Regions from separate parts of the Homo sapiens genome. Here region 1 is linked to region 2. A link is a loop called in an ENCODE intact Hi-C map of the cell type or tissue named here. Cell type or tissue: HepG2. All regions are shown on one strand. Region 1 holds the start of GCFC2 (GC-rich sequence DNA-binding factor 2). Region 2 has its middle 390 kb from the start of LRRTM4-AS1.

What was found. Peaks named below come from ENCODE experiments on the same cell type or tissue, not always from the same donor. Only the 100,000 strongest peaks of a DNase experiment are listed, where the experiment ranks them.
Region 1: a loop joins it to region 2, with 4 times the contacts of the local background. A loop is called at or near these places in 2 of 110 quality-filtered maps.

The regions. Positions count from the first base shown.
Region 1 is chr2:75,709,154-75,711,653 of GRCh38, reverse strand. GCFC2 (GC-rich sequence DNA-binding factor 2) reads left to right here and starts at 739. Exons shown (of 17, transcript NM_003203.5): 1 at 739-1,063. The coding sequence starts at 799. LOC105374813 (a long non-coding RNA gene) reads right to left here and starts at 715. Exons shown (of 3, transcript XR_940260.2): 1 at 620-715. RefSeq lists a silencer at 908-1,207. In HepG2, a CTCF peak has its summit at 945 (motif pointing left); a DNase peak (open chromatin) is centred at 653; H3K4me3 peaks cover 2,453 bases.
Region 2 is chr2:76,598,702-76,601,201 of GRCh38, reverse strand. No RefSeq gene overlaps it. Among named protein-coding and RNA genes, the nearest start is that of LRRTM4-AS1, 390 kb to the left of the region's middle. In HepG2, a CTCF peak has its summit at 1,279 (motif pointing right); a DNase peak (open chromatin) is centred at 1,271.

The DNA of each region.
Region 1 (2,500 bases), 890 kb after region 2:
CGCCAAGCCCATGCCCACCCGGAACTCCAGCTGGCCCGCTGTCACCTCTCAATATGACGCCACTAAACATGGAGTTGATAACAGGTGTGCAGTAGCTCAACATTATATAGTATTTCTACCATACAGATACAGTAGTAGACAGAGCTTGATGAATATAGAACAAATTTGCGTCAGACAATAGCTTTTTGTTTTTAGATAGTTTCTTTAAGGGTGAAAACATTTAACCAGGCTCTCTTGAAGCCCTGCTGCCTGGGGGAAGTCATTTGATTTTTGCTAGTCTGTATGCATTGTTTATGTACAGACTTTATGGTTTTGTTCTCAAAGGCATCTCCTCCTACCCCGAGCCTCACACTGCTGGGGTTTCGTTTGTTTTAAATCTTGGTTGGAGGGGGCACTCTCTCCAGAAAGTAAAAGACAACGGATCTGGCTCCAGTCCAGGACGGAAAGCATAACGCTTGATTTCTGGATGGGGTTTGCACAAGGACAGCACGTGAGTTCTGCTCTCCGTGGGACTCAGACCGGATAGGCCGTGAAAATCTCTAAGGTGTCAGTCCACGCAACCTAACCTGGCAAAGGGAATGCTTTGCAAACTCAGGCCCCAGAACAGAACTCGGCCTACCAGATCCAGGGAGCCAAAGCACGCAGGCGCAGACAGAGTAGCGGTGAGCAGAAGGCAGGCGGGACGGGCGCGCGCACTCGGCGGCCAGGCGCGGCGGGAGCGCGCCCTAGGGGGCGGGCACTGAAGCTGCGGCTTGCGGTTCAGCGGGTTCTAGGGCGCCGGGCGCTCGGGCCTCGGCCATGGCTCACAGGCCGAAAAGGACTTTTCGGCAGCGCGCGGCTGATTCCAGCGACAGCGATGGCGCCGAGGAGTCGCCTGCTGAGCCTGGGGCGCCGAGGGAACTTCCGGTCCCGGGTTCTGCGGAGGAAGAGCCGCCCTCTGGAGGAGGCCGCGCGCAGGTGGCGGGACTGCCCCACCGGGTTCGGGGCCCTCGTGGCCGGGGCCGGGTCTGGGCGAGCTCCCGGCGTGCCACCAAAGCGGCTCCCCGCGCGGACGAAGGCTCAGGTGTCCAGGGAGACGCGGGGAAGCGGGGAGGTGACGGCACAGGGCGGGAAGGGGCCGCGGGGTCTCTGGATCCTTCTCTGGGGGTTCTATAACTTGCTGCCGACCACAAGCCATGCTGAGTCTTATCCAGAAAGACTTATCCAGAAGGTAGTGAGCGAGAAAATAGCTCGAGCACTTGCCCGCTATCTGCATCTGCCTTTTGGACTCCTTGGGGGAAATAAAACAATCGTGTACAGTTGGGAGGCTCTTCGTTTTCACCATCAGTTGACTCCATCAGTTATAACTAACACAGTTATCAAAGTTTATGAAGAACCTAAACTGTCACAACAAAGTTCAATAATTTATAATACTATTAAGTGGGCAGAAGTTATATGTACCTTTTAGACACTTGACCAACTTATCTTTCTTGAAAACATTTAGCCAGAGTAGTACAGGAATCTAGGTTTTGGGACATTCCCCTTTGTTTATTTTCTTTTTTCACCAGTTATTTGCAAAAACTAATAGTAATATATACAACACAAAGAAGCATGATAGAGATTCATGACACTGTAGATGGTACCAGTAATGGTGTTAGATATAGTGTCGTCATTTTGAAGTACCTTTGAGTTCTTAAATACAGGTGTAAGGCAGCATAAAGTTGTTTAAATAAAATGTGCTGCTCTGAGTTGGAATTGTAGCTTAATGAGGAATACGGTTTTTGGTTAGTCTTGAGAGCTAAAATCTTCCTATTATTTTTTATTGTCATTAAAGTGATTTTTATTAATTTATTGAGAAGTAAAAAATGTATATACTTATAGTGTACAACATGATGTTTGAAATGTGTCTACAGTGACTAAATGGAGCTAATTAACATTTGCTTTACCTTAGGTACTTACTTTTTTTTGTGGTGAGAACACTTACTATCTACTCTTACTAATTTTCAAGTATGCAATGCATTGTTATTAATTTTAGTCACCGTGTTGTAGAATAGAATTCCTCTTGTCTAATTAAAATGTGTGCCCTTTGACCAGTATCTTCCCAACTACCCTCAACCTCACTCAGTCCCTTCTAACCACTACTCGACTCTCTGCTTCTGTGATTTCTGATTTCCACTTTTTTAGATTACATATGTGAGATCATGTGGTGTTTGTCTCTCTGTGCCTGTCTTATTTCATGTAACATAATGTCCTCCAGGTTTATGATCTTCGTGATTTCTTGGTCTTTCTTGTGACCTTCTATTTGTCTAAAGTTTTCATGACCTTTTATATTTGTTTTCTGGTTAAACTTTGTAGATGAAAGTTGAAGTCAGGAGTTCCTTTTCTCTTGCCTTCTAGAATAGTGGTTCTCAAACTCTTTGGGAATTGGACCTCTTTTAGACTCTTAGAAATGATTAAGGATTCCAAAGAGCTTTTGTTTCAGTAGGTTATACCTATCAATATTTATCACACTAAAAATAAA
Region 2 (2,500 bases):
GAAAACTAAAAAGAATCATATGGAAGCAAGTACTTTGTGCAGATAAAAAGTGAATATCAATATTTCCATATACAAATATCAATATTTCCCATAAAAAAATATAGCCCATTAAAATGGAGTCATATTATGTATACATTGTATAAATCTCTGATCAGAATACATTACAACATATCTTATTAAATATTTTACAAAAGTATAGATAGGAAGAATTACAAATGACTCAAATAAATGGACAAGTAATAAAAATAAAACAAAAATCGGGTGTTATAGGCATCTCATGCATCACTGTGGGTTTATATTGTTCTGAGATATAAATAGGCATCTCATGCATCACTGTGGGTTTATATTGTTCTGAGAAGTAATTTATCAACACATAACCAAACATTTAAAAATTCATATACTTATTGACTGGATAATACAGCTTTTCAGAACACATCGTACATGAAAAAAATAAGAATGTGTGCAGAGTCTTATCTAATACATAGAGCTTTATTCTTATACTAAAAATTGGAAGCAGCAGAAATGTCTAGGAGTAAGGGACTGATCGAATACATTATAGGCTTTTAATAAAATAAACTCTAATGCAACATTTGGTGTCAGGATGCAGTAAAATGTTTCTCGTTATGAAATATGAGACATATTTTAAATGGAGAAGTTCAATCACAAAACAGGTACTGTATGATTTCAGTTTAGTGGTGGTGCATGAGGCAGATTTGGATGTCTAATAAACATTCCAAATTTGATGTCACTGAGATAGCAGTGGAGTTGGTTTTCAATATCCATTCTCCATTCTTACTATAGTAATTGAAACCTTGAATTTTAGTTGGTCACTGGCTGCACAGCTAAAGACTGCAGCCTCCCAGGTAACTATTAGTTGTGTCTCTGTGACTAGGTTATGGACATGGGTACACATGTGGAAGCAACGTGTACAGATTCCAAGTCACCACTTTAAAGGAAAGGAGCATGCTGCTTCTTTTTCTCCATCTTGCTTCCTCGTATTTGGTTGTGTTCTTAAGACATCTTCAATGAGGGCAGAGCAAAAATAAATTCTGGTTCCCCAAGGCTTTGAAGCTTCCATTTAAGCCTCCAAATGGTCATGGTTAAACTTTTACAGTAGAAGGTATGCTAGTTATCAATTTATTGCCCCTTAGCTTCAAGTTGTCTTTTCTATGATGAAGAATTTGGACCCTGTAAATATTCCTTCTTTGACAGCCAGGACAATGTAAACTATCAGTAGATGGCGCTAGAGGGACACTTGAAGAGGACAACTTACTTTCTGGTTTTGATGTGTTGCTCTGGCCAGGCTCCTGCACTGCACTGTGTCTAGCAGCAACTAGCGGCCAAGAGCTTCCTAAGCACCTCAAATTGTGTACTTTTAGTAAGTCAGGTATGATCCTAAGATTCCTACCACTGAGAAGGGTTCCCTGATTTCAATGGAGTTGATGAAATCCAGGAGTAGCAGAGGCCAGGCTTAACCACAAAATACAAGAGGGGTATGTCTACTGGAAAGGGAAGCAGGCACATAGCAGTAATCAGAGTGCTTTGGCCTGGAGAGTTATTTGGCAGTTGCTAGTTGATCATGGTGTCTTTACTAATGAAGTAGTTGGACAGCCCTCTGGGGTATTTCTTGAACAATAGAACAGGAAAATAAAAACTCTAGATTTGGTGGCAAAAAAAAAAAAAAAAACTGACCTGAATAATCACAATATTGAATCCCAGCTTCTAATTCAGCTGTCTGATATGGTTTGGCTCTGTGTCCCGATGCAAATTTCATCTTGTAGTTCCCATAAGTCCCATGTTTTGCCTCCATTTTACGTATTTGTTTACTACTCAAACAGAGAAAAGCTTCATAAAAGCAGCAACTTTGTTTTATAAACCACTGAATTCCTAGCATCTACATTAAAGTTTCTACACATCAGCACTAGTGACATTTGGGGATGGATAATTTTTTGATGTGAGAGGATGTCTTGTTATTGTAGGATGTTCTGTACTATCCCCGGCCTCTACACACTAGGTATCAGTAGGCAAAAACTTATCCAGATATTTGCAAATGTCCTATGAAGGCAAAGGTGCCCTGGTTGAGAGCTGCTGATCTAGATTGAACAGAGGTAGCTCTTAATAATGAATGAATTAATTAATTAAAAATATGTACTTACATGCAGAAACAAGATTAGGATAATATATATGGATCTGTTAGTTGTGGGCCACTAATTGTGCATGTGTGCTTTTTGAATTTTGTAAATTTACCTCAGGATTGTTTTACAACTTTCACAGAAAAAATAAAGCCAATTAAATCTTGGAAAAATCAGCTTTGGGCTTCCGTTCTCAGTTCCTCCAGTCTATGTTTAACTCCTCTCTGCCATTAAGGATACTTGGGCTGAAAATTTTGTTTTTGAACTGAAGTAGACAATATGACCTTCTTCCTTTGCTTTCAAAAAGTTCTTCTCATCCCATATGATAGTTTTTCTCAGTTACTCTTATTCCCCAGGAGAAGGTTACA